Regions from separate parts of the Homo sapiens genome. Here region 1 is linked to region 2. Evidence: chromatin loops called from intact Hi-C (ENCODE). Cell type or tissue: heart right ventricle. All regions are shown on one strand. Each heading gives the region's core, and the rest is flanking DNA. Links, peaks and the distances in the headings are about the cores only.

Region 1 (15,447 bases), core at 4,992-12,991, 180 kb before region 2:
GGTCTTCCTTTCCTTCACAGCCTTTATCACAATCTAAAATTTTGCTACATAGTTTTTCAATGATTATTATCTATCCTCTTATTAAGAATGTAAGCCCCATGAGGTCAGGAACTATACACACACAAACCCCCATACATACAACAGTGCCTGGCAAATGGCGGGGCCTCACTAAATGTTGAATGAATGGCATAAGTTAGTGTGTCCGGAATTGGTGGGTTCTTGGTCTCACTGACTTCAAGAATGAAGCCGCGGACCCTCGCGGTGAGTGTTACAGTTCTTAAAAGCGGTGGGTCCGGAGTTTGTTCCTTCTGATGTTCGGATGTGTTCAGAGTTTCTTCCTTCTGGTGGGTTCGTGGTCTCGCTGGCTCAGGAGTGAAGCTGCAGACCTTCCTGGTGAATGTTACAGCTCTTAAGGTGGCGCATCTGGAGTTGTTCATTCCTCCCGGTGGGTTCGTGGTCTTGCTGGCTTCAGGAGTGAAGCTGCAGACCTTCGTGGTGAGTGTTACAGCTCATAAAGGCAGTGTGGAGCCAAAGAGTGAACAGCAGCAAGATTTATTGCAAAGAGCCAAAGAACAAAACTCCCACAGTGTGGAAGGGGACCCCAACAGGTTGCCAGTGCTGGGTAGGGCAGCCTGCTTTTATTCTCTTATCTGGCCCCACCCACATCCTGCTGATTGGTCCATTTTACAGAGAGCCGATTGGTCCGTTTTGACAGGGTGTTGATTGGTGCGTTTACAATCCCTGAGCTAGAGACAAAAGTTATCCACGTCCCCATTAGATTAGCTAGATACAGAGTGTCCACACAAAGGTTCTCCAAGTTCCCACCAGAGTAGCTAGATACAGAGTGTGGATTGGTGCATTCACAAACCCTGAGCTAGACACAGGGTGCTAATTGGTGTGTTTACAAACGTTGAGCTAGAGACAGAGTGCCGATTGGTGTATTTACAATCCCTTAGCTAGACATAAAGATTCTCCAAGTCCCCACCAGACTCAGGAGCCCAGCTGGCTTCACCCAGTGGATCCCGCACAGGGGCCGCAGGTGGAGCTGCCTGCCAGTCCTGCACTGTCCGCTGGCACTCCTCAGCCCTTGGGTGGTCGATGGGACTGGGCACCATGGAGCAGGGGGCGGCGCTCATCGGGGAGGCTTAGGCCACGCAGGAGCCCAAGGTGGGGAGGCGGGGGAGGCTCAGGCATAGCGGGCTGCAGGTTCCCAGCGCTGCGCCGCGGGGAGGCAGCTAAGGCCCAGCGAGAAGTCAAGCACAGCAGCTGCTGGCCCAGGTGCTAAGCCCCTCACTGCCTGGGGAGGCGGGGCCGGCTGGCCGCTGGGAGTGCCGGCCCGCTGAGCCCACGCCCACTCGGAACTTGAGCTGGCCCGCAAGCACCGTGCACAGCCCCCGTTCCCGCCCATGCCTCTCCCTCCACACCTCCCCGCAAGCTGAGGGAGCCGGCTCCGGCCTTGGCCAGCCCAGAAAGGGGCTCCCACAGTGCAGTGGCGGGCTGAAGGGCTCCTCAAGCGTGGCCAGAGTGGGCACCAAGGCCGAGGCGGTGCTGAGAGCGAGGGCTGCGAGGGCTGCCAGCACGCTGTCACCTCTCATTAGCACCTCACTGACTTTTGGGATCCTTCCTAATCTGGCCCCACCTTACCTTCCCACTCATTCTGATTCCGGTCCTCTCCATCTCTCCCTCCTCAGTCTTGCAAATCTTACCTTCCCTCAAAGTCCCACTTCTTCTATGAAATTTTCCTGGATATTATTTCATTCTACATTTATCTATGTCTTCCCATTATCATACTCCTGTAATGCTCATTGTCTCTGCCATTCAGTTTTTCAATTAACTGTGTAGTATTTCCTACTGGTCTCTAATGGTTTCATAGTCATTAGCTAGTCCTTTCAACTGCATTGCTAGTTCCTTGAGGATAGAGGCTAAGATAGATATTTTCTTTTTTTTCCAATGGCACAACTTTTGGTACACAGCAGGCACTCCGTTAAATACTTGTCAATGGACTAGGATGTGTGAGGAATCTGAACCGAGGGTTAGACTTTTCTTAGTCATGTGATGTTAATAGAATCATTATCACCTTACGTTTCTAACAACCAGACCCTTATCACCTTATATTTGTGGGAGGTGCTCTTGCAGGTGCCATGGAAGACTATTTATTCATTGAACAAACACTGACTGAGAATTCGCTTTGTGGCAGACACCACTGTAGGCACTGGAGAGTGTCTTGGAGGAGATATTATCTGGGGAAACAGACACTTAAATTGCCATATACCAACCCTTAGAGGCATCCAGTGGATGCAGTGGAAACCCCAAGGAGAAGCATCTAACCTAGTCTGGAGTGAGGTCAGAAAAGCTTGATGTGTTGAATACATATGCCTCTGCCCAATTGTGAGCCAGGTTAAAAAAAAAATCCTCAGTTTTTGTGACCTGCTGGTTTGAAATAGTTTATTTATCAGTGTGACATTTTTAGTGTGTTGTGCTCCAGTCATGACTTAATTCTACGAAATCATAGCACAGGCTCTCTCTCACACCCATGTGTCTAGGGAAAACTCAATTGCTATTGCAGTGTCTATGCATGCTGCAAAATCCCTTCTGCATCAATACTCAGCACTTCAACACCAAGAATCCTGTTCTTATGACTCTTCTCTTAACTTTCTAAGCTTCACACAACACTTGCTTTCCTCTTCTGTTCAACTCCTGCATGCTGGGGCATATTAGGGCTCTAGACTGGTCTCCCCTTTTCTATCCATCTAGACTTTCTCCTTGAATGAATATGTCCATTCCCATCATTTTAGAAAGTATCCTTTTACTGGTAATGTCTTAATCCATTTCTTTGGCTGTAGTAGTCAGTACAGGCTAAGTTGTGCTACAGTAAAAATAATAATAATAATAATAATTTGCTCCCAAACCTTACTGGCTTGACACAGAAGATTTATGTGTGTCTCATCCTATATGACTAATACAGGTTATGAGAGGAAATGGTGACTCTGCTTCACATAACCCAGTCAGGGACCCAGGTTGAAAAGGGCTCTGCCATCTGGGACATTGCTGTTCTCTGTGGCAGCAGCAGGAGGGATCACTGCAAAACTCAAATTCCCTCTTCTACGTTTCAGCCCAAGTTGGCATAGCCCATTGTCCAGAACCAGTCATGTGACCCACCAAAATGAAGAGGGGATCAAAAAATATAGGAAAGCAAAGGAATAAGCAGTGAGTAGTACCTGTCTCTTCCACACTAGCGCTGTGCATACCTCCATGCTCCAATTCTGTATCCAAGTGCTTCCTTGACATCTTTTTTGACATCACACATGTACTTCAAATTGAACATTGATTCTGTTCACCTGCAAACTCCAGTAATTATCCTTCATGCTTTCTGTCATTCCACCTACATGGAAATAACCAGTTCTGTTAGATCTACTCCCAAAATAAATCCCACAGGCATCCACTTCTCTTCTTTTCTACTCCCACCACTCTGGTCAAAGCCACCATGATCTTTCCTAGTAGGTAATAGCAGTAGCTTCCTAATGGACTCCTGTTCTTACATGCCTGTCTTCATACAATCCATTTTCCACATAGCAGCCACAGTGATCTTTCCAAAGGGTATATTGGATAAAATCATTTTTCTGCTTAAAACCCTCCAATGATTTCCCAGTACACTTAGAATAAATTCCAAATTCTTTATTCAATCTGACCCCTATTTTTCTCTAAGAATTCATCTTCTACTTCTCTACTCTGTCACCATTGACAGATTGTCTTGTATGCCAATTTCAGTTCTGCCTCAGGGACTTTGTATCAACTCTGTGCTGTGCTTTGAACACTCACCCCCAGACCTGCATGCAGCTGCCTCTCTCTTATCATTCAGACCTCAGTGTTGATGTCAGTACCTTAGAGAGGCCTTTCCAAACACCTAAATAAAGTAGCCACTGTCATTCTGTATCACATCCCCCTACTTGTTTCTTTGCATAGTACTTGTCATTATGTAACATTTTGCTGTTGTGTATTTGTTTATCCACTGGAATATAAGCTCAATTAGAGCTGAACTTTGTCAGCCTGTTCATTCTTGTAGCCACCAGTGCCTAAAGAAACAGTGTCAGGCACAGAGTAGGTCCTTAAAAAACATGGACTGGGCGTGGGGAGGGGGCGGTGGCTCACACCTGTAATCCCAGCACTTTGGGAGGCCAAGGCGGGTGGATCATGAGGTCAGGAGATCGAGACCATCCTGGCTAACACGGTGAAACCACGTCTCTACTAAAAATACAAAAAAATTAGCTGGGCGTGGTGGCGGGCACCTGTAGTCCCGGCTACTTGAGGCTGAGGCAAGAGAATAGTGTGAACTCGGGAGGTGGAGATTGCAGTGAGCCGAGATCGCACCACTGCACTCCAGCCTGGGCGGCAGAGCAAGACTCTGTCTCAAAAAAAAAAAAAAAAAAAATCATGGACTGAAGAAATGCATTCACTGGTTTCCTTACGAATTCTGGTGCCCTTGTTCATTCTCACCTTTAAGTGTGAGCTTTGGGTTCCTTTCATATATCCTTTCAATACAAAAGACTCTTGCTGAAATCCATATTTGCAACTGATAGAGTCAAATCTAAAGAAATGAAACAGTGAAGTGATCATCCTGGTTGGTGATTTGCAGTCTTCTCCTTGCCAGTCAGAGGGAAAAAGTTAACTAAGAAGGCAGCAACTTGTCACGTCTAAAGGTTCTTTTGACCCTGGTGATTAAGATGATGTGCCTGATGTGGTGAACTTTTATATTATGTTGCCAGAGAACTGTGAAAACAGCCCTTTTGTCACACTGAGTTCTCAGTTTTGGTGATGGCTGTCACTGTTCTGGAAGGAGTGATTCGCCCAAGGTGCAGGGGAAGCAGTGACAGGATGGGAGACAGGACTGACCTAAGGGTTCATCTCCAAGTCCACTGAAATAAATAGAAAGTGCAGGTACCATGATACACAGTCACATCTTGATACCACAACATTATATCACTTGTATGCACCATTGGCCCAATTTCTAGAGTTCTCAAGGAAGGAAAGACTTCCATTCCTTAGCAGTCTGCTCTGCCTAGACCAAGGATGCTCAGAGCCCAAAAGGCAGTTTACCTCCTAGTGTCTGGTTCTGCCTGGCTTCTCAAAACTCTCAGGACAGGTAGCTGGAGACATATAAAGGAAGGCTTTCATGGTGCAATGACCTTTATCCAGCACTACTCTCCCTGCAAATGTTCTCACACCTTGCTTCTCAACTTACTCCTGATGCTATCATTGACTCTTTCATTTAGCTTCCTATTTATGGGCTTCTTTTATCTTTCTTACCAGGAGTGGCACTCAGCATGCTTCCCCTACTTGGACAATTGGCTTTCCATGTCAGCCATGATTTGGTCCATCTCTCAGGGGATATTGCTGTCAGCTCTTTGAGGACAACACCATACCCAGTCTAGTCTGATCTCTGTGTCCCTTTTTGTCAAAGCAGGCTTTCTTGCTAAGTTCACCCACTTTGAGTTGTAGCTTAGAGCTACAGCTTCCTCAACAAGTTAGTTATTCACCTTTCTTAAAAGTCTGTACATTTCCCAAAGAACATGTTCTATTATCTTGTAACCTTTAGAGTCAGTCAGGGGCAGGAGGGGCTCTGCTATATTTCCAGTTTAAATTTCTCAGGCTTTAATTTAATTAGAGCTCATACCAAAATGGCGATTTGGTCCTCATGAAAAAAATTCTTTTGATTTCATTCCTGTAAAGAGGACTTTTTCAATCTTTGAGGAACCTTATTGTAATGGTATTTGATCTATTCCTGATTATACAATTATTAGACTTTTGGTGATCTAACCAATGACATTTAAATGGCATTTATGTGCAAAACTTGAATTGTGGAATCACAAAACATTTGTCCTGAAAGGGACTTCAAAAAATATAGTCCAATGCCTGTATTTAAAAGATAAGGAAAGTTCAGCACCAGCTAGCTGAGGTGTCTTGTACAAGGTCACACAGACTGTCAAGAAATGAAGAGAAGAAAACATGTGAGATGGCCTTCTTACCATTCCACCTCTAGTTAAAGAAGAATGTTTAAAAAGATTAAAAAGGAAGAGAAGTGATTTCAGGCTCTTATTTTTTTTTAAAAAAACCAAAAAACAAAAACCTGACATCTTTTCATTGTATTTTATCACACTTCAAGTATAGGTATGTTGTTAATGCAGAAAAGTTCTTCAGAACATAAGAATGTTGGAAAACTATAATTTTGAAAAGAGGGGTTAATTCCCAGATGACTGGAGTGAAGGGGGCAGTAGGAGGAGAGGAGGCAAGTTCTTAAGAATACCAACCTAAATCATAGACCCTGGAACCAGTTTCTACTGACTCTAGTCTATCAGGAGCCTTTTGTAAGACAAAACTGGAAATGTTCAGCTGCACACAGATTGCTTTATTTAGCAGACAATCTCAAAAAAAAAAAAAAAAACCCAACATGTTCTCTTGTGATTTGAGGCTTGATGATCTAATTTTCTCTTTGTAGCTTTCCTTCACCAGCAACCACCTGCTCAATGGCCAGAAAAGACATGACCACTCTGTGAATGGTCCTTGGCCTTCCAGTCTTCCCACTCTGCATGCTCCTTGGGTGTGTCCATCTACTCCCATGCCTCCAATGTGAAGGACCCAAACTTGAGACCGATTTCTAACTGCCCAAGGTATATCTCCATGTTGATGTGGCACAGGCACTTCAAACTCAGCAAGCCTGTAACTAAATTCATGACCTATTCTCCAACCCCAAATCAGTCTCTGTAATGTATCAAGGTTAATAGTGTCACCAGGCACTCACTCAGTTGTCTAAGCTGAAGTCTCAGAAGCATCACTGACTCCTCCTTCTACCTCACTCACCACACTCAGCTGATCAATAGTCCCTCCTGCCTATCTCTTAGCTGCCTCTGGAATATGTTTTCTATATAGCATCTCATCATCATGTTCCCAAAGTCCAGATTCCATCACCTCTTGCCAAGACTATTTACAACAATCTTCTAAGGTAATAATTTTATCTTATTTTCCCTACCTTCTCCAAATCCAATATACTCTTGCTTAAAAGCCCATCTGTAGCTTACTACTGCCTAAATAATAAATTCAAAATTCTTTAACACGGAAAATAGATGACTTTAAATGTACTTACTTTAAATTTAGATACAGTGAGCCTAAATATGCCATCCTGTAACTTTTACCCATTAGTCATGGATCTGTTGCGAAGATCTGAATGGAATAAGAATCAACCTAAGCCTTCATTCACAAAGAGGAGTGTGTATTGTGGTTGAGAGAAAGGGTTCCAAAAGCAGTCAGACCTTGTTTAGGGCCTGACTCCACCACGAACTACTATCCTGAACCTGGAACAAGGTTCTCAACCTCTAGGACACTTATTTTCTTATCTGTAAAATGGGTGTGAAAAAAGTACATAAAGCTTCAGGCTGTGGTAGGAATTACATGAGATGATGTACAGTGAGCCTAACATCTAGAAGTGCCAACAAACAGTAGATATTATTTTTATTAATATCATTATTGTTAACATGACAGTTCTTTAGAATATTTTAGAATAATTACGAGAGGCCCCTATTATTCTCTTCTTCAGTATTTTTTTTTTTTTTTTTTGAGACAGGTTCTGGCTCTGTCACCCAGGCTGGAGTCTGGAGTGCAGTGGTGCAATCTTGGCTCACTGCAGCCTCTGCCTCCTGGGCTCAAGTGATCCTCCCACCCCAGCCTCCCAAGTAACTGGGACCAGAGGTGTGCATCACCACAACTGGCAAATTTTTGTATCTTTTTGTAGAGACAGGGTTTTGCCATCATGCTCAGGCTGGTCTTGAACTTTTGAGCTCAAGTAATCCACCTGCCTCAGTCTCTCAAAGTGCCGGGATTGCAAAGCTTGAGCCATGGCGCCCAGCCCACCCTACTTCTTACAATCAAAATCATATTGATTTGAGAATGGCTCTCCATCCTGGTTACCTCCTCTGAACCCTTAAGAAACTAATTATGATTTTACCACAAGACTTGAAGATAAAAAATGTACTCTCCTTTCTAACAGTTTAATGGTGATTAGTAAATACAAAGTCCTTTTTTTCCAAAGGTGTTTTCTCTTTTAGTCATTACAACTCTAAAGGAGTCAACTCCTTTTTACTTTAGTGTATCCTTCCACTTCCTAATTGGGGCTTTCAAGGAAATTTTATAGTAACTGCCTCAGACCACGAATTAGTCTCTCCTTTCTAAAAATGCACCTTTCAAGTTTTGGTTTGCGATTATTGGCAGGAAGTGAGGAAATGATTTACACTTCCTTTCTGTGGCTTCCTAGAGCAGTGCTACCAATCTGACATTTTTACCAGCTCTGTATTTACAGTGATTATAATAAGTGGGAAAAAAAAGTAGTTAGTAGAATAGCAGATTGGTCTTCCCTTGGTATGACAATGAAGACAGATAGCAAACATAGTATTCTATTAAACAAAAATAAGTGCTCAAAGAAGTCTAGATATTGTTGCTGGAGATATCTCCAAAATGTCAATAGGCAATGAAATTGGGCAATGTGCCCGTGATATCCAAGAAGAATCTGTTTATTTGTTTCTTATGTGAATTGCATAATTCTCCAACCTGAAGTACCAGGGAATTTCCATTTAACACATTTAGAATGTTGTTAGTATCACTGAGAGTGTGAATACTGAAAACATTTTAAAATAAAATTACTGCGTAAAGTTTGATGGAGCTGGCATCATGGATAAGAGCTCTGAAGTCTAAATCCTTAGACCTAATGTCTGCTCTATCACTTACTAGCCTTGTGACCTTGAACAAGATACTAAATCTTTCTGGACTTCCATTTACTCAACCATAAAATGAGGCAGGGTGGGGTGGTAAATATGAACATATTGTTTTGGAATGAGGATCAAGTGAACCATAATGCGTAAAACGTGTCTAACATCATGTCCAGCACACAGTAAGCACTCAACAACTATTGGCTGTACATGAATATGGTTAGACAACAAGTAAGACTGCTATGACTCTCATTTCATTTTTGCTAGGACATCTGATGGCAAATTCAATCAACATTTCAAATTTTATTTATCATCCTTTGTTTTTGATTTACATAAAACCAAATACCGGTGGACTTTTTCCACTGAAATGACCAGCTGTTCTATCACCATGTAAAAATGCTCTAAGTGTAACTACAGTAATCACATTTTGCTTTCTTGTTCCATAGCTAAGCTGTCTCACAGACACCTGTAAACTCTAAAGAGCCCTTATTCCTAAAGTTCCATGCAAGGTCAGTGGCAGTATATGATTATGGAAAAATAATTCAAGTATTATAATGATAGGATTCTTCAAAGTAAACTCTTTGCTATCCTTGCAAAAGTGCTGACAATGAAAGGAAAGATTCTTCCTAAAAATTTCACTAAGCAGATAGGTGGCATTAATTAGAATCACTGAATACAGGATAACTGAATATAGAATCATGACTAACTAAATCAAGTCATATCCCTATGAGCCTGGAAAATATGATTCTATTTATTGCAACCAGAATGGACATCGGTAGTGTGCTTTGAGAGAAGTGCCAAGTGGCGAGTTAGCACTCAGCAGGATTTATTCAGTTATGTCTGGGGAAGGGAGTATTTGAGCCTGCCAGGTTCTGGGTTACTGGAAGGGCTAATCACTACCAAGGCAGGCATGAGCTGGCCCAGAGAGGCTTGGTGACTTGTCACAGACTTGTGTAGAGGTCACAGATTTGTTAGAGGCATATCTGAGACTAAAATCCAGCCAACTTGAAGGCACAGTTCTATTAACACTGCCATATTTCCTCCCTGAGGTCTTTGTGTATCAGACCAACCTACAGGCCAGACACCCAAAGTTTGAAACTCCACATCTACCAAGTTAGTTTCACCCTTATCTTCTAGTCACTAGTTTGAGTCTCCCTGGGCCTTCACTGGGTGACTTCAATCTCAATGTAGCAGGAATTCACGGTATATTTTTACACCTACTTCTTCCATTGAAAAAGCAAAAATTAATTAAGTACATAACAAAACATTATACCCTGACACGTCATAGAAATTACTAATGCCCAATCTTAGAAGAAGGTTTGGGGACTGCAAGACTATTATCCAAATCTCAGAACTTAGATTTGATGAAGATTAGATGAGTTGTTTTTTTGTTAGGAATTGCATACATAGGCATGCTTTATCTTCCTCCCCCACACCCCCCTACTGTTATATGAGGTTCAAGTGGAATTAATTAGGTGTCAGATACTGGATAGTAATTAACTAAATCAAATCAATACAAAATGCCAAAATGTATTTTTAATGAGCTGTTTTTCTGTTCTTAGTCTGGATAAGTAAATAAACTACATTGTATTAATCCAAGAATATGTAATATTTATTCTCTTTTGATTGATCAAAGTATGTTTGCAGACAGTAAGTTAGTATTCTTTAATGAAAAGGCTAGTACAGAGTGAAATGTTGATAATATTTGCTAACATTTATTGATTTCCAGGTGCTCACATGCATATAGTTGTAAGCACTTCATGGATATTTAATCATTTAATCCTCCCAGCAAACCTATGAATATCCAAAGTAGATATTATTATTCCCATTTTATGTAGAAGGAAATTGAGGCACAGAAAAGCAAATTGCTCAAGGCTACACATCTAGTAAGTTGGTGAGCTATAATTTGAATCCAGGTATTCCAATCCAGAGCCCTTAGTAATAACCTTCATGCCAGCGGTTCTCAACCAGGAGTGGTTTTACCCCCCAAAAGACATTTAGTAATGTCTGAACACAGTTTTGATTGTCACAACTAGGAGAGGAGAATACTACTGGCATTTAGTGAGTAGAAGCCAGGATATTGCTAAACACACTATAATGCATAGAACAGCCCCATACATCAAAGAATTCCAGTGCAGAGGTTCAAAACCTCTGCTCTATATTTTACTGCCTCTGGGATCAGTTATACCCTAGCTACAAAAAATGTGGTATGTATACCAGCAGCATTGCATCACCTAGGAGCTTCTCAGAGAGGCCCACCCAGACCTACCCAATTAGAATCTGCATTTTAATAAGATCCCTAGATGATTCATCTGCACATTAAAGTTAGATAGGCAGTGAGTTAGACTATTAATTCTACCATCTTGTGATATGTCTGCAATAAGACAAATCTCATACATCAGTCTAGTCCCCATGCACAGGCACAGAGACCGAATGTCAGGAAGTTGTTTTAGTGGGGTACGAATTAGGGAGGGAGGGGGAAGGATCCATCCATGATGTAAAAATAGGGACTGGAGTTTTCTTCAGCGGACAGTCACTTGAAGTAGCAGATACAGTCAGAAGGCAATCACTACCTGGGTCTAAGAAACAGGGACAAAAAAAACCACTCAAATTCTAACTCTGTCCTCAGGACTAAGAGTAGAAGACATGGGGAAGGCCAGAGGCCAGGTAAGTACAGACATGGAATAGAGGGGAAAGGAACTAACACAACTGGGCTGTGAGAGCAGGGCTGGAGGTGGTGAGAGAGGGTAATTGTCGCAAACATAGAAATCAGCCAGAACAGCAAAGCTCCTTGGATCTGAGTGCCAGCTGTGTGCAGCAGCCACTGGCCTAGTTTAAAGGCACAGATACAGAGAAGGTCCGCCCACCCTATGAGATGTGCATGTATTTCCCCTAAATGAAACTTCTAGGGTGCCATTTTAACAGTCAATAAGGCAGTAAAAGCACCACCAAAATTACAAAACTCCAACAATAGCTTTTAAGGAAAACAGGCCTGTCCTTTTAAGAAGCACACATTCAGCAGCTTATGAAGAAGGGATGAAAGAACAGTTCCTGCTCTCAACTGGCCCTTGGAGTTGACCACAAAGTGCTTTAGAACCAACCCTCTGATGCATAAGCCATCACACAATTTTGCGTTTGCAGATTTAAGACAATACTTTCATCAAAACATGCCTCCTCCCAGACAGGCTTTCAAAGCAATAAGCAAAATAACAATCTTTTGTGAGCTTTACAAAATGTTAACTGGGAAACCCTACTGTTTTTAATTGTGCCTGAATAAATGCAGACCAGGATCTCCGGGTACAAATAAAGTGGTTTATCTCTCCTCTCTGCCTCCAAATCAGTTTTGCACTGATAGGTGGCCATTCCCAAAGGCAAAGGTGACATGCGGCAAGATTGAGGCAAATCATGGAGCCCAACCACTGTGAAAACCATTTCACAGTAAACTGATAACTTAAGAATACTATTGTTGTGGCTATCCAGATAATTTTCCTTTCAATCATTCTCTATTTCTAAATCACCACCCTGTCACATTAAAATCGTAGGATTGGGGAGCTGAATTGGATCTTAGCGTCCTCGAACATGGGAAGAGGAGGTACAAGAGAATCAGCAAAGGAGCCTTTTAAAAGTGCATATTGCTTGGGCCCCATCCTGAGCCCACCCCACTCCAGGAATCTTAATTCAGCAGGTATTTGGTGCATCCAAGGAATCTGTGCTTTTAATAAACCCCTTGGATTATTCTGATGTTTGGCAGGTTTGGGGAATACTGTCAGGTTCAACTCTCTCATTTTGCAGGTGACGAAACTGAGAACCAGGTAGGTAATTCGCAGGACTGCCAAAGCTAGCATCCTGACCTCCACGCTTAATTTATTTTGATTACTCAATCCTATCATTTTTTCACTTGATCAACAATACCATATAATGTGTAATAGTAGAATATACTATTCCAGAGTACAAGCCACCAAATGCATAATAATCCAAAATTCAGAGCTAGTATCTCCTCTATTTTCTCCACTCCCCATTGCTGTTCATTCTATCCCATGTAAAAATGCATTAGTCTCCCTGATGTTCCTAACCACCAGCCTCCTGGCCTTCACGGGGGAGGATGGAAAGCTTCTCAAGAAACATGTCAGCAATGACATTCCATAATTATCTTTTTTTCCTTTTAACCTTTTATAGCTTTGTTGTTCTTGACCTCTCAAGTAGTCTCCAGTTACATCCCCAAAAGAAAAATGACATCATTATAACTCAGGGACATGGATGTGTTGCCTCAGCAGGGCTATTGGCTGGTCAACCAATGTCAACTGGTGTAATGGCCTTTTTACCCACATATGTACACGCTTTTTAAGAGGAAGTTGATTTTAAGAACATATCTACTCTTTGCTTTGGTTTCCCTTATTGAATTCTTGATTTTCTAAGAACTCATGTGACTAATTTATTCAGAAAACACATAGCATTAAGAAAGAAAAAATGTAACCATTAAGATAGTGGTAAAGTTTTGTTTGGGTTATTTTGAGGGATAAAAGATACCAAAAAATCTCAAAAAGGTTAATTTATCTTTAGGAAAAGACCTGTTCCCATTCATGAAAATATATCCAAATCCTGGTTGAGTTATTGTAACTTGCTATTCTGCTCTGAGGTACAAATGTACTTTTACTTTGTCTATTTCTTTTTAGGCATTAAGACAAAAAATAAGTATATAAGAGCAGGTAATCCTAACAGCCATGGCTTTCTGGCATGGTGTGCCTGCTGTTTAATCCAGGAAATATATACTCTGTTTTTGTGTCTTAATAACCACATTACTGTCCTTAGTATTATCAAGTTAGCAAATGTGTTTCCATAAAAGATCCCAAATCATATTATATTTTGTCTTCTCCATCTATCAAAATCGTATCAGCTTTAGGGCTCACACAGTATCGTGCCACCTCTGAGAAACACTTCAGAATGATCCAGATTCCACTCTTCCTACACATCTAGCATCACATGCGGTCTATGTCTCAACTCCTTAAAGTGTGGTCCTCATACCAGAAGCAGCAGCATCACCTGAAAGCATTTAGAAATGCAGAATCTCAGCACCACTCCAGACTACTGTATTAGAATTTACATTTTAGTAAGATTCCCAAGGGATTTGTATGCACGTTAAAGCCTGAGAAGCACTGCTGTATACCGTATGACACTTCATTAGAGTTGGCTTCAAACCTTTTGTCTCCTCCAATTCAATTCTTACACCTTACAAGGAGCAACTTTTGTGTTCTCTCAGCATTTGGTATTATGGGAAGTCTAGAGTAGAGTTTAAGAGGGTAATTGTGTAAGAAACTGTTGGTTATCTGTCCACCAACTATTTCTCTTTATATCTTGTTAATAGTAATTGCATAGCTTTGAATCAGGAGGTATGTCCAGATGCCTACCCCATCTCCAGCCCCATCTAACCCAGGGGACAAGTCAGGACTGGTCAGTGCTAATCATGGTGATGCCACTTGTCTTCCCAGTGTGTCTGGGGAGCAGGGACATAAGCATGGGACACAAGCCCAACCAAGTTACCAATGAGGGAGACAGGTGGCTCCTGGGAAGGACTTCTGAACAATTACAAGAGATATTAGGCTACAAAACCTCATTTTCTGACTATGGACATTTAGTAATGAAGATACAACCCCTAAAACTAAACAGACCATCTTGTGACTTGTGAAGGGAGTTAGCCCAGGAAGCATATTCAGAACTTTCGAGTGGAAAGTTGGAAGGACCTGGACCTCCTTGGGCGTGATTGTGCCATTGAAATTGCCGAACTTGTGCCTGCTTTACCTCCAGACTTCTTGCTATGTGACATGTAAATCACATTATTAAGCTATTTGAGTTGGATTTTCATCACTTAAAGCAGGAAGTCTATTAACTAATAAAACTGTTGACTGAAATATCAGCCAATAATTGATGGTGTGCATTCACACTTTACTTTTACCATCTCATGCAATTATTATGTCACTTCTATGAGGAAGCCACTGTTGTCCCCATTTTACTGATGTAGAAACTATAGTTCAGAGAGATCGAGTAACATATCCAAGATTTAGTACTTAAAGCAAGGTCTCCCCAGTGTGAAAGCACAGGCATCTTTTTTCATTCTCCTTCTATGATTTGACTGGTTAATAGCCAAAATAATTTGCTTACACTGTTTCATTGAATCTGATAAGAGTGGTCTTTAGGAGGATTATGCTGTAGCTCAGAATAGGGAGGAGAGCCCTTTTATAGGTTTTCTTGAGAGTGGTTTATTATTTGCTTTACTGATGACACTGCAAGAACAGATGCAAGAGTTATTGAAAATGGGAATAGTCTCATCCTGCAAAGCTCTATTCCCAAAGAATCCTGCAGCATGCCAAGCAGGCTTGAGATGAATAAAATAACGAAGCTCCTGTTTGCAGAACTATTCATTGTTAAGAGATGTTGTGTTATAAAATTAATGAATCTTTCTAAGAGAGTTGATAACAGTGAACCAGTAGCCAATTCCTGACACGTACACATGGATCTGAAGGGAGATGAAACCTCTAAAAGTAGTGCCAGAGGAAAACATAATACTGTACTTCTTTTAATCTACAAGTTCACTTTGAAAGTCTGTAGCTCAGCTTTAAAATTTGCCCAATTTAAAACAGCATCTACATTCATTTGTTCAGATGTTTTGTCTGAAAGAGGAGATAAAAAATATTAAAAC
Region 2 (15,447 bases), core at 3,204-11,203:
CCAGACGGCATGTCCATAATATGTTATCCTGGTCCCATAGTCTGGCAGGGTACAGTAAGAAGAACTAATTCAGTGCTTTCTGCAATAAGCACTTGGCCCACAGAAAACTCAATCATCCCTGCTGAGTCAAATGCAGTGTGCAGGCTGCCCCATGACTGCCCTCTCTTCTCATCTTGCCTTCAGGCTACTCCAGGCCACTTCTAGACTTCAGGGTTCTCCAGGTAATCAGGAGACATGGTTTGGTTCTCACATGCCCCCAAACTCCCAAGACAGATGTGAAGAGGCAGAAGCCTTTCTCATCATACCCTACTCTGCTCCAAATGTGGGTCCAAGCAGAGACATGGATTCTGCTGCTCCACAGACACCAGCTCAAAGGGGAGGAAGGGACTAATCTTCCCTTATTGCAGGCACCCACCAATCTCCACAAACAATGCTCTCAACTGGCTTGGAAGAAAATACCTCAGGATAATAGAGGGCAAAATCTCCCCTAGATCTACAACCCACAGCTCACATTCTTTCCAATCCCAAGGCTTTTTTTTTTAAATATAGGCTGGTGGAGGAGGTGCTAGAGTCTCTGTAGTTTTCCACGTTGTCTTCATGTGTTGTGGACCATGTCCACTGTCCTTTTTAGAATATGATGTTATTTATTCCCTGCTATTCTCAACGTTGAAGCTTTATATAAAATTCTGACATGAAGATAATGCCTTCTTCAAATTCTGTTAACAGAAAATTTATATTTTAAGATCTATAAAAGGGAACATGCCCTAAAGAGAATGTTACTCTTTAGATAAAACCTAAAAGTAAAAATAAATAAATAAGTCAGGTAAACTAGACAGAAAACATTCTCTACCAAACATATCCCAGGTGCTTTAAAAGCTGACTGGGAAAACATACACTAGAGATGCACAAGCCCTCCTAGAAGAGTGGGCCTGCTGAGTCGAATTCACCAGCACAGCTTTCCTCTGTCTTCCTTCCCCAATTACCAGACACCCATAGATACCACATCTCAGCCCCCAATATTTCATTCAAGGGCTGCAGGATGGGATAATCCATTTTGAACACTTTTCTGCAGCTCAAAGTTCGCAACTTTCAATACACTTTCCATAGTTCTCTTATTTATCCTCTGTCCCCAAGCCTCAGTCCAACTTCATCGGTCTGTTCGATCCAGACATCTACCCCTCGGGACCTTCCCACCATGGGACCCCCTCCACAATCTCTATAAGATATGTGGTCCTCAATTTTCTCTCCACATCAGCTCTAAAATTAAAGTTCAGGAAAAGCAAAAAGGAGCTATCAGACTTAGTAGCCAACAAAGCAGCTTTTGCCTGAAATACTCTGGGTCAAAAAGAAGAAAATGGCAACGAAAATCAACCAACAAAATGTCACGTCTCCAAATATCCACAGATTCATATGACTGTAGCACACAGTTTAGCACTTGCCGCTGATCTTGTGAAACAATTTTAAAAGCTGGTTGTTTTCACTGAATCTGAATGCTCACTTATTTATCTATTCTTATCTTCATAGTGCTCTTGGTGCTAACACCTGGAAAGAAAAGGTGAAGCAAACTGTTTTGTGGTCTTATTTTGTACCTAGAACTGCATCAGGCATTTTGCATGCACTGTCACAGGGACTGAGGAGGAAGATTTATCTTTTTTTTTCTTTTTTTTTTTTTTTTTTTTGCCCCTTCCCAGCTTACAGCTGTTTTCATCTTACAAGTATTTTAGGTATTTCATACTAATGCTCAGGCCTCATCAGAAACGCAATGCCATCTTTAATTTTTTGGTTGTTGAACCTGGTGCCAGGAGCAAGTCAAGAGGGTGGCTACAAATCATGCTTTATTTATGCAGAGGAATAAAAATACACTCGTGTGAGTGAAGGGTGAGATGCAGCACAAGGCAGTGCATTTTTACAAGGCAAACGGAAGCCTTGATTTACTTCCCATTCCCTAAAACTTTATGGCTTCCTCATCAAAAGAGACAGGTTGCTTTCTATCTCTTAGATGGTAAATATGGTTAATGTGCTGAGCAGTGTTGCACCCACTCTCGGGCGCTTTATTAGGAACAAGAGTTATTTAGTGACTCTTCCTTTGTCGCAGAGATGAGTCCCTGAGATATCATTGAGAGCCCTAGAAATAATGCTCAGCCCAATACACCATTGCCTGGGGGTCCTCCTGGATAACAACAGTTGAAGGAAGAGGCATGCAGGGTGTTCCTCATTTCCAGAATCCTCCTTCACTCTGGAAGTTGAATATTCTCAAGGACTTCAATGGTAGAGAGGTAATTATTCATTTTAGCTTATTAATATCTTCTGAGTTCACAGTGGGGCACACGAGCAGTAGTAAAAAGAAGAGGGATGTGGTTTTTGCCCTTCCTAAAAGTATGGTCATGGGCAACTAATTACCTTATTAGAAATGCTCAGGTCAACTTAAGTTGGGGTTTAGAATAAGGTGGGCCTGGGGACACACAAAGCAATCAGAGTTCTAGGGATCCCATGCTCTAGCGTCATGCTCTCTAGCAGAAATAGAATGTGTACCACATAGCGGTTTTAAGTTTTCTAGTAGCCACATTTTTAAAAAGTAAAAAGTAGGTAAACTAATTTTAATAACATTTTTATGCTGTATATTACCATATTTATTAACATGTAGTCAATACAAAAAAAATCTTTTAGATATTTTACCTTTTTTTTTCATGCTAAGTATTCAAAATTTGCTATGTATTATATGCAACAGATGCATGTAGCTAACAACTACTGTATTGGACATGCAGTTCTGCTCAAGCTTTAATATGCATAGGAATCATCTGAGGAGCTTGTTCAAATGCAGATTCTAATTCCATAAGCCAGGGTAGAGCCTGAGAGTCTGGATTTCTAAGAAGCTTTCAAGTGATGGCAATGTTGATGGTCCATGGACTCTACTTTGAGCAGCAAGAAACTAGGATCCCCTTCAGTGGTGTGCTGGCACTGGCTCCTGACAGCCAACTATGTCATCTCCCAAATCTACATTCACTGTTGCCAGGTTGGTAGCTTGGAATCAGCCATGGTGAAAGTATTTACACAATAGAAATTGGTGTCACATTAGGACATGACTTTTCTGGAGAGCCAGTTGCTAAACATTTACTGACACACCCCTGCTCATGGTCCAGTGGGTAATCCCACAGTCTGTGGCTCTTCTCTGAGTAATGGGATCATGAGTAACCCTTCTCTTTCTTCTTTGCCTTCTGTTGCTGCTTCTGCTTCCACGCCTCCTTCTCCTTCTGCTGTGATTTGAATATTTGTCCCCTCTAATCTCATGTTGAAACTTGATCCCCATTGTGGCAGTATTGAGGTGGGGCCTTTAAGAGGAGATTGGGTTATGGGGGTTCTGACCTCATAAATGGGTCAATCCATTCATGGATAAATTGGTAGATAGCTGAATGGCTTATCATTGGAATGGGACCAGTGGCCTTATAAGAAGAGAGACCTGAGCTAGCACACACAGCCCCCTCACATGGGCCACCTCAGTACTCTGCAGGGTCCCCACCAGCAGGAAAGCCTTCACCAGATATGGCCCTTTGACTCTGACTTCTCAGCCTCCATAACCGTAAGAAATTCCTTTTCTTTATAAATTACCCAGTTTCAGGTATTCTGTTAAAGCAACAAAAAACAGACTAAAATATCTTCTCTTGTTTTCTTTTGTTTCTTCTTATCTGCAATAATTACTTATATAATAATTAACATGTACAATTCATGTAATTATTTTTAAAACATATTTTTCAAAACTAAAAAGTATACAGTGCCGAGAGATGTCTAGTAGTTGTTATGCTATGAATTAGCTTTGTAATCTGAACAAGTCTTGGAGTCTGGCACTCACTTTCCCCACCTATACAATGGGCATAAGCACATTTGCCCTACCTGCTTCAGGTACATGTTTGAAGAATAAAGTGAGATGATACATATTTGAATTTCAATGTGACACAAAGCCAAGGAAAACACTGAAAGTGACTAGCTACTTCAATCACCAACATCTCCATTGTTCTGGTATGGCCAGATTCTCTTTTAGGTTAGAGCTATTATCACGGGCAGAGATGTCTTCAATTCTGGGAAGGGGTATGTTGGGGAGTGGGGACAGTTATCTTGCAATCAATTTGCCAAACTCAGATGCTTGACTAAATCCTAGCTATCCCTGATGGTTAAGAAAGCCTCATTGGCCAAAACAATATTGAAAAAAAGGACAAAGCTGGGGGATACAAACTTCCTGATTTCAAAACTTACTACAAGGCTATACCGATCAAAATAATGTGATGCTGGCATAAGCATATATACATTTGTACCTATGTGTGTGTGCATATATCTCTGAACTCTCTCATACATATACATATGTGTGTGTATATATGGAATACACACACAATATATATGGAATACACACACATATGTATATATGTATATGAGAGAGTTCAGAAATAAACTAACATGTCTATGGTCAACTGATTTTTGACAAGAAGGACAAGACTGTTCAATGGAGAAAGAATAGTCTTCCAATAAATGGTGCAGGAAAAAATAGCCACATGCAAAAAAAAAAAATGGATTTGGGCACCTACCTCACATTACATACAGAAATTAACTCAAAATAAATCAAAGACCTAAATATAAGAGCTAAAATTATAAAACTCTTAGAAGAAAAGAGAGATGTAAGTCTACGTGATATTAGATTAAGCAATAGTTTCTGAAATATGTCACAAAAAGCATAAGCAAACAAAAAAACTAGATAAATTCGACTTTGTAAAAATTAAGAAATTTTGTGCATCAAAAGACATTGTCAAAAAAGTTTAAAAACCCACGGAATGGGAGAAAATGTTTGCAAATCATATATCTGATAAGAGATTAAGATCCAGAATATATAAGAACTCCTGCAACTAAAAACAATTCAAAAATGGGCAAAGGATTTAAATAGACATTCCTTCAAAGAAGATATTCAAATGGCCAATAAGCACATGAAAAGCTGCTTAATATCACTAATCCTTTAGGAAATGCACAACAAAACCACAAGTAGATACTTCAGATCCTCTAGGACAGCTATTTAAAAAATAAATAAATAAAAACAGAAAATAACAAATGTGGGCAGAGAAGTGGAGAAAATGAAGTTTGAGCCCTTCTGCGTTGCTGGTGAGAATGTAAAATGGTGCACACACTGTGGAAAATTGTTTAGCACTTCTTCAAAAAATTAAACACAGAGTTATCCAGCAATTCTACTCCTAGGCATATACCCAAGAGGATACTTGTACATAAATATTCACAAAAAACTTGTACATGAATGTTCATAGTAGCATTACTTATAAATAACCACAAATTGGGAACAACCCAAATGTTCATGAACTGATGAATGGATAAATAAAATGTGCTTTATCCATAAAACAGAATATTACTCAGCACTAAAAACAGAATGAATCACTTGCTCACAATACAGTTGGATAAATCTTGAAAACACTATGATAATTGAAAGAAGCAAGCTACAAAAGGCCACATATTATATGATCCTATTTATATAAAATGTCCAGAATAGGCAAGTCCACAGAGAAAGAAAATACATTCACTGTTGACAGGGCCTGGAGGGAATGAGGAGTGACTGCTTAATGTGTTCAGGCCTTCTTTTTGGAGTAATAATAATTGCAATGATCGTAACCTTTAATCCACTCAACAAATAAGACCACCCATGAGCTAGTTGTTGTGCTGCATGCTCAGGATAAAATGTCAAGGACAGTACTATCTATACAGTCTCTGCTCTCAGGGATCTTACTATTTAGTCTGCACATCCACGTACCTAAGCTTCATCATCAGCCCAGCCTGCTATTGTGACTCAATTAACGTTACACTCTACCATGACCAGAGTTGTACTGGCCCAAGATGTTGGTTGAGGTTGCTACTGACACTTAAATATTTTTACATGTGAATGTATGTCTATATTTATACACTATATTTTATACTGTGTTAGTTTGCTAAGACAACAGAAATTTACTGTCTCATAGTTCTGCAGGCTAGATGACCAAGGTGCCAGCAGGGCCATGCTCCCTCTGAAGGTATAGGGAAGGCTCTGCTTTAGGTCTTGCTCCTAGCTTCTGGTAGTTCTTAGGCTTGGGCAGCATACCTTCAATCTTCACACCATGTTATCCGTGTGTGTGTGTGTGTGTGTGTGTGTGTGTGTGTGTGTACACGTTTCTCCTTTTTATAAGGACACCAGTCATATTGGATTACGGCCCACCCTACTCCAGTATCACCTAATCTTAACCAATTGCATATGCAATGACCCTATTTCCAAATAAGGTCACTGGGGAGGTACTAAGGATTAAGACTTCAGCATGTGAATTTTGGAGAGACACAATTCAACCCATAAGACACACAAATGTGCACATACGCGGGTACGGTGTTTACAAAACTGACCTTAATATTATCTCTAAGAGATCAAAAAGGCAATTTATTTTTGTTCCTGTGCTGCAGAAAAGACGGCTGAGGCTCATAGAAGTTAAGGGATTAGGGGACTCCAAGGTCTTGAGGCTCCTAGTGGGACGCACTTTGTCCTCTGTTGGGGCAGTATGTCTCTTCTTGTGGGATCACTTCTGCTGTTGCAGTCTCCAACAAGCAGTCAAATTCCTGAGGGTTTTGACCTTGGCCAACCCAGGTGTCAAGCTGGTGGGCAGTCCCTGAAGCATTTCTTAGGCTGTGCTGACAGCATCCTGGCAGCAGAGTTGGCACTGGGATAAATGCCTGTTCCAACACATGGCATTCCTCTCAGACTGCTTTCTCCAGCAGCTGAGAGCTGTTGGCAGCTGTGGGTGCAGAGAGCCAGCGAATTGAGTCCATAGAAACTGTGGTACAACACATTTCCTACTGAAAGGACAAGCTTCCCATCAATCCAATTCCACTTAAAGCTCGCTAGTTATCACATGTTTCTGTGTCTTCAAAATCTTCATCAGCTCCAAATTTAATTTATTGGAAGCAGCATCTGAAAATCTGATATAACCTAGTCTTCATGCTAGATTAGAGGACAAAATCTTTCTCTAATCTATTCCCAGGACAAAATTATTATCTTTAAAACATTGCCTTAAAAGAATAAGGCTGTTGTCTTCAAACACTTGGGGAGGTAATTAGCTCTGCAAAAACTCAAATAAATGCATAGCACATAAGTGTCCCCTCCCAAAAATAGGTCATAGAAACATGGATATCCAGACAAATTAGCTGAAAACCCAAAGCAGAAAAAGAAGATTTCTACCCAAGCCACCCACTCAGAGGTGGTAGCATAGACATGCTGGAAAGGGAGGAAGGGGCCGGAAGTGCTGCCCCTGCCTTGGGACCAACTGTGGAGACTTGGCTAAGTTCCTTCCTCTCCCTGAGCCTCAATTTCCCCAGTTGCAAAGTGAAACAGTAGGATTCAAAGATCTCCAATGTCCCTTCTGGTTCTAACATTTTGCCTGGAAAGAAACCAGGTAATAAATTCGCAACAAACTCTCTAAATGAACAGCAGATTCCAAACAGGCACATAACTTCCATGCTGCTGAAAGCCACCAAGTTCCAGTAAACACCTCCTCCCACAGAGCTACCTTAGGCACTGTAAAGTCCTGAAGATCAAAGATCCAAGACTCTGAGGCATCACACAGTACTGACTCTGATTCTCCTGAGAACATGTAAGCCAGCAGCCCCCAACACCCAGGCTATGTAAGCAGTGTCAGATATGGAGACAATACAGACTATAGGAGCACGAGCTCTCTCTCAGAGAGGATGGGGATTTGGAGGAGAGGCAAACATTGCTATAGACAAAGTGCATCAAAGCACAATGTTCACCACCAAAAAGTTACACAAGCATCTCACAGTTCAAAGAACTGAACCCTAGAAAAGTGAAGATCACATTCAATAATAAATATCTACACTAGAGATTGCAGACTGGCCACTGTTGGGCCAGATTTGGGCAGGAGATCTGTTTTGTTTCATCTGCACATGTTTTCCTAAAGAATTAATTCATTTTCATCCGTGAAAAGTTGGGAGAACTTTTTACATAAAAATATGGATTTTCTGCTTCTCTTGAAAATTAAGTTATTTGCTAACACAGGTCCTACATTCTTACCTGGCCACCACCATTTGGGGCTGAAGAGCACCTACCTGAACCCATGATAAATGGAACAGGGCTCCCCAGTGCTACACAGGCCCTGCCATCAGTTTCACTGGCCTGTGGTCATTCTGAGGGCTCACCCAGGAATAAAGTGAATGAAGCCCAATCACAGCAGTATTGTATTTAGAAAGATACAGCCTGAGTTTTGTCTTTGCAAAACATTCATCTTCCTAAATGATAACCATGGACCAAGGGCAGCCCCCATTGAAATAATCAATTTGACAGCAAAAAAAGATACTGGGAGTAAGTTGCATGATCACTAGGAAAGGAACTATTGAATTAAAAGTGGCAGATCCATACTGTGGAATGTAATACAGCTATTGAAAAAAAATCAGATCAGTGGCTCTCAAACAGGGAAAATTTTTGTCCCCCCAAGGAACATTTGGCAATGTCTGTAAACATTTTTGGTTGCCACAACCAGGGGTGATGTGTGACTGTATGCTAATAAGTAGAACAGAGGTTCTCAACCCCCAGGCTGTGGCCTGGTCAATGGCCTGTTAGCAGCTGGGCCACACAGCAGGTGAGCAGCTGGTGAGCTAAACCACCTGAGGTATGCCTCCTGTCAGATCAGCTGCAGCATTAGATTCTCATAGGAGCATGAACCCTATTGTGAACTGTGCATGTGAGGGATCCAGGTTGCATGTTCCTTATGAGAATCTAATGCCCTGTGATCTGAGGTGAAATAGTTTCATCCTGAAACTATCCCCTCCCCCATCCACATCTGTGGAAAAACTGTCTTCCGCGAAACCAGTCCCTGGTGCCAAAAAGGTTGGGGACTGCTGAAGTACAGGACAGCAGTGGTACTGCTAAACATTTTACAATGCACAGAACAGCCCCTGTAGACAACACACAGGATGGCCCCAGGGACAGCCCCTGTGCACTGTAAAATAATGAAGGAATTATCCTACCCAAAGAGCCTATAGTGCTGAGGTTAACCATGAGTTAGATCCATACTGGTTAACATGAAGAAATTTCCAAAATGTTAACTGAGAAAAGCAAGATGTAGAGCAGTGCATATACACCACTTTTAATATGACACACACAGAAAAACTATGCCTATGAATCTGATAAACAGTTATAATTTACATGAAATTAGATATTTCTAGATCCACATGCATAAAAAGTTGTATGAAAGAACAGATCACCAAATGTTAATGCGAGTAATCCCAGAATGTTGGCATTCCAGATGATTTCTCCTTTTCTCCTTATACTTCTTGGTATTGTACAAGTATTTTTAAAATGAGTATGTATTATTTACAGAATCAGAAAAAATAGTATAGATGTTTTTTCATTGTGAAAATAATCGCTAGGTAATTCTTATACATAACCTTCAAAGCTAGATTTACCAGCCACCTCACCAAATCTTACTCCTGTGTCATTAACAAAGACAACTGTAATTGGCATCTGCCTCTTCTCCCTTCTCCTACCTGACCTTGAAAGGGCTTTTCTCACCAAGGCCCAGAAAAAGGACATGTCTTTCTCAGCAAGAGGAGTCCAGATGGCTAATCAGCTAAACAGCCAGCACCTGACAGTCAGGTGGCAATCAATAACTGACCATCTTACAAGACCACAGCTCCTCCCTCCTCTTCTGGTCAATACGTTTCCCCTGAGTAAAAAGAACTCCCAGGGAAATAGGACGGCAAGGAGACATGGGTCCTACCCCTAACAAGCTTACACACTATTTAACAGATATGCAAAACACACAGCAGAACTTGATGAAGTTCAAGAGCTCTCAGCCCAGCTCTGCCTGGCATCAGATCAGCCTCCCTGTCTTTATATCATGCCAACCACTTTGTGGTCCAAAGGGTAGGGCTTTCTGCAGTGTCAGAGACTCCAAAAAGCTGGAATTCAGTTAGAATGCATTTGTATCTGCTGGAGCAGACACCAGTACAGGGCCAAAGGCTCCTCCTGCAATCAGCTCTCAGCTTCCCTTTCCTGGGCATCACAGCATCAGCATCAATGGGTTGAGTAGAAAGTGGCATCAAGCTCTGTGACCCACCTCCCATCCCCTTATGCACGTCTTATTAGTAGGTGCTAAAAGCAGAATCAGTCTAACCTTAAATTGAGTGGGTTTGTGGGTATTTGTATATAGTTATATGAATGTGTAAAACTAATTTGTGTGTAAACACAGGTAAGAGTTATGACTATGCACATCAATGGGCAAAGGTTTTAGGACATGTGAGAGGGGGATCAGTGTAAGAATGTATATATATTACTCAGTTAAACTTCAAGCTGGAGAAGTCAGCCAATGTGCATAAAAATAAAAATGAGCTTCTGAATCATGCTTTGTACCAGGAATGCTAGATGCTCTTCAAGCATGTCTTCAACCTTCACAACAAATCTGTAGAGAAGGTATTTAATAGATAAGGAAACTGAAGCTCAAAAAATTTAAATATATCATCTAGGTTCACCCAGCTATTATGTGTCAGAGCTGAGGTTCAAACCCATGCTTATTTACATTCAACATTGTTTCCACTACACCATGCTTTCTTCATGTTTACTCCGCATAAGGTATTTCAAGCAAAGGGCAGCATACAAAGTCAGTCAGAAGAGTTACAATCAAAAGCTGGTGTTTTCTGGAATTTATGCCTGTGCCAAATACTTGTCTGCCTTTTGATAAAAATAAACAATTGATTATATGTTATTATGTAGGTAAGATGTAATATTCAAAGCTGAATATCCAAAGTATCAATATTGGGAGATTCACTTGAGTGAAACTAGAGGGTTTTACGGTTATGAGTTTGGCCAGCAGTTCCACTTTTCCTAAAGTATGATGAAATAGCCAATAACATTGGGGCAAATAATAGAAAAACCCAAGGAAGGTTATCATCAATTTCATATATCCAGTTCACACAGGGATTGTTAATTCTACTTATTGAAGTAAAAAAGTGGTGCTTATTATGATTGAGACTTCATGTGAATTTTCTGTAATGGGCAGATAAACATCAAATTAAAATGCCCCAAACAAATACAATGGGCATGTGAATCTCAGTTGGTTTCTCTTAGACCAGCTTCTCATTAAATAGAAACGGGTCTCCTAGGAGCCTCCAGGTCAGGCTGTCTTGCTTGGGTTGTGACGACTGTTTTGCTAACTCCATAAACAGTATTTCTCATCAGTGTTTGTACTTTTTAAAAATGTATTCTCTGTTTGGTGAATATTCTCTATGCAGTTCCTCCTCAAAAAACAAAAAGAATAATTGAATACTAAACCCTCCTACTGATAATCTATATTGCTCCAAAGATAAAGTCTATCTTCCGAGGGCTTTTTTTTTTTTTTTTTTTTTTGCAGTTTTATTTAAGAAATCAGTGTTTGGTTTTATTTGGTTTTGACTTAGTCTTAAAGTAGTACTATAATAGTGAATGTGCTTTTCAACCCACCTGTCCCTTCCTCAGAGAAATCCTGATTTTCTCTCTAGGATGTCTAAACACCCAGGTTGACAACCACAGTCTTAATATTTCATTAACTCCAGAAATAGAAGAAAGTGTCTAATTTCAGCAGGATTGGTGTATTCTCCCTCATTCTTGGTGGAAAGAAAAGTGCTTGAGATAGAGAAGCTGGGACGGGAGCAGAAGGAGGCTGTACACCTCCCCTCAGAGGAGCAGTCCCTCTATAGAAGACCAAAAGCGGGCAGAGAATATTCAAACTTGCCCCTGTTTGCCAAGGAGACTGAGTAAATGTCCAGCTCAGCATGAAAGTGATAAAGCCCAAGTGGAGTCCACAGACTGCTCATCCTCATTCTGTCTCCATGCTAGAGAAGCAGGCCAGGTCTTCATTTATGAGAGAAGGGATTTATGAGAGATCGACCAAAAAAAAAGATAGAGAGAAATGATGACAAGTGTGAGAAGACTGACTTATGAAGGGATAAGACGATAGAAGAGGAGAGGGAGGAAAAAAGAAGAGCAACCAATGGAGCCACCCAAGAAGTTTAGATCTTAGAGAACAGGAAGGATCACAATGACTCTTCTTGCATTAGTAACAATAACTACCATTTATCAGGCCCTTGCCATGTGAGACAGGGATGAATGGATGGATGAATATATAAATAGGTATGCAGCTATGCATATATGTACATAGATGTCATGTAGTTTAATTCCAGTTAACTTAATCCTTATTTAGGAAGAGTCACTAAATAACTCTTGTTCCTAACAAAGTGCCTGAGAGTGGGTGCAACACTGCTCAGCACATTAACCATATTTACCGTCTAAGAGATAGAAAGCAACCTGTCTCGTTTGATGAGGAAGCCATAAAGTTTTAGGGAATGGGAAGTAAATCAACGCTCACTGTAACTTCCGCCTCCTGGTTTCCAGCGATTCTCCTGCCTCAGCCTTCCAAGTAGCTGGGATTACAGGCACCTGCCACCACGCCCAGCTAATTTCTGTATTTTTAGTAGAGACAGGGTTTCACCATGTTGGCCAGGCTGGTCCCAAACTCCTGAAATCAGGTGACTCACCTACCTTGGCCTCCCAAAGTGCTGGAATTACAGGCGTAAGCCACTGCGCCCAACCCAAAAAAGATATTTCAATACCCATTGTCCCCCTGCAGAATCTGAAATTCTCATAGCTAATGACTTCTCCAAGGTAGCAGAACCAGAATTTAAACACAGTTTATCTGGCTCCAAATCCTATGCTGTTGATTACTATATCAAGAATATGTACACTTAGTTGCATATTTTCTTGTTTAAATTTGTCATCTTGAAATATGACACTGTTCCAATGATGTTACCATTCATGAAAATCCCCTAGGGACCCACTTTTGAAATTTCCATTCTAGCCTTGAGTACATTCTTTTTTTTATTTTATTTTATATGAGCACTCATTTATTTAAATCAATTGGAATAAAATTTCTTAAGGGATTTTTTTTATTATTATACTTTAAGTTTTAGGGTACATGTGCACAATGTGCAGGTTAGTTACATATGTATACATGTGCCATGCTGGTGCACTGCACCCACTGACTCGTCATCTAGCATTAGGTATATCTCCCAATGCTATCCCTCCCCCCTCCCCCCACCCCACAACAGTCCCCAGAGTGTGATGTTCCCCTTCCTGTGTCCATATGTTCTCATTGTTCAATTCCCACCTAGAGTACATTCTTGATTATCTTCAATAATGACAGAGCCTTGTGCTTTCAGAGCGGAGCTTACTTAGGGGACAGCCAGAAGTCACACAGAGCAAAACCGGTAAACACTGTAGGTGACACTGTTGGGTGATAATCATGTAAGGTTTAAGAGAAAACAGCATGATTATTTTATGTGTTTTATTGACTGTCTCAGAGAAATTCCCAAAGGAGAATTGCTATCAGATTCTGAGCAAATGTCCCATTGCTGCAATAAAAAGGAACCTAAGATTGTGCCTTCAAACTTCAACATTGAACTGGTATAGTTAAAATACTATGCTTGTGGCAATAAAGTCACACTTTATTCATCCTTCAAGGCAAATCAATTTGAAGTTGTTTTAACTACTGCTGAATGGAACATTCTATAAAAAGAAATAAAAAAACTGAGTGAAAACCTAATAGTCTTTGATGTTAATTCTGTTAGGTCACCTGGTGCCCTAACTTCTTGCTGAAAAGTCCAAAGAGAAATGATAATGACCTTGGGACATTATTGCCCTTAATTTGAAAACTTCTGATCATTGTGAGCACCATTATGGATGATAAGACATTTGGGACAGAATGTTCAGCCCACCTCCTGTGCTTAGACTGACTGACCTCTGACAATCTAACAGGGTTTTCTCTAATACATTTGAAGAATGGCATCATATTTGGGCTGGAGAGGTTCTTGTGCTGTTTATGGTCCATGTAGCAGGTGCTCTCCTCAAAATGGTTACTGTTTTTCTCAAAAGCTGCCAATTTTCATTACAGCAGTGAACTGGAGGAGGGCTGAAATGTCAGAGGAAAAGAAAATTACTGGGCAGCCCCCTTTTTCTCCCATTAGAATTTCAGCAAAGCAAGTGAGGCAAGGGCAGACAAGATAATGAAGGGGTTGCACAGGCATTTATTTCACTTTTATTTTTCCTTTGAGAAAGTGTTAATAAAATTAGCAGCGTTCCAATAACAGCAAGGATTATAAAAGATACATTTATCAACAATGTACAATTTTCCTACTGGAATGTATAATAAAACTTTTCAAATGCAAATCTCCTATCAATGAACGTACAAAGGGGCAAGATAAAAAGGAGGAAAATGACATGAAGCTAATTCTCTGTCATCTCTGAAAACTAGATGGATTAACATTGTTTAAAGTTAACTGATAAATCTCCCAAAACTTAATTTTAAACTTTCATTCAGTTTTCTCTCTGTCATGGCTTTAGCCAAAGCTTCTTACAAAAATATCATGCTAATTCCGCTGATTTTCAGGGATTGGGTCAAAATCAGCAATGCCTTCTCATTGCCTACCATACAAAGCCAAAAATCCTCTTATATCAGGTATTTTCCAACAATCAAAGCCCTTTGTAATCCAGTCCACACTGTCTCCCAAAGTCGCTTCTCCTGTTTGTTCATAGCACATCCCAGCTGAAAAAAAAATGATCCCTTGAAGGTCTATGATGCTCTCCTCTCTATCTTATTTATGTCTAACTCTTCTTCATCCTCCAAAGTCTTTACAACTAAGATGCAACCTCTCCTCAGCCTATGCATTAGGAAAAGCCTAATGCTTTTTCCTTCTAGGTTTCACCCACCTCCTACCCTTCTCACATAGTGTAGACCACCAAATCAGAACCTGATAACAAACCACCTTGGATCGATCACAACTTTTTCATGGATAGCACTTTCTAAGAAGAACAGCAAGTTTTCATTAAGCAGGGACTGCACTGGGCACAAACATGTGATCAGCATTTGTTGATAGAATGATGGATTCTGTAGTCAAATTCCTCCTTCTGAGGAGGAACAAACAAATCACAAGACAGGAAGGAAGCAAGGAAGGAAGGAAGGAAGGAAGACTAGAAACTCCATAAACTGGAAAATCAATGTTTAAAGTACTAAGAGTTTACTAGATATATAAGAAAAAATACAGATAACCAATGTACTTTATATTAAAAATGTTTTTGAAAAGTGTGACAGTTTGTTAAAGGTTGATTCAGCAAGTCTTAATTTAAAGGGTACTTCCAGAAAAAGCAAATATAAAAACATAAAATATTTCCCCAAATCAAATACTAAAACTGTAAATATGCTAAAGAATTTCTCCCCAAAATCATTCTAAACTCAAAAGAGTAAACTAAAGTCATTATTGAGACATTCAGACATGCTGATGATGTTGCTCGCCCCTGCTGCTAATCAATGAAAACACTGAAGTCTTCCAGGAACATCATGAGCA

The links. A loop is a pair of places that touch in the nucleus more often than their neighbours do. Peaks named below come from ENCODE experiments on the same cell type or tissue, not always from the same donor. Only the 100,000 strongest peaks of a DNase experiment are listed, where the experiment ranks them.
Region 1: it touches region 2 in a loop (2.5-fold over the local background); 2 of 110 quality-filtered maps call a loop at or near these places.

What each region holds. Positions count from the first base shown.
Region 1 is chr2:136,744,430-136,759,876 of GRCh38, reverse strand. No RefSeq gene overlaps it. Among named protein-coding and RNA genes, the nearest start is that of THSD7B, 13 kb to the left of the region's middle. In heart right ventricle, for the core only: no CTCF peak of the experiment used is centred there; a DNase peak (open chromatin) is centred at 9,657; H3K27ac peaks cover 1,297 bases.
Region 2 is chr2:136,563,834-136,579,280 of GRCh38, reverse strand. It overlaps LOC105373633 (a long non-coding RNA gene), which reads left to right and starts at 3,377. Exons shown (of 3, transcript XR_923360.3): 1 at 3,377-3,577. In heart right ventricle, for the core only: no CTCF peak of the experiment used is centred there; a DNase peak (open chromatin) is centred at 6,720; H3K27ac peaks cover 338 bases.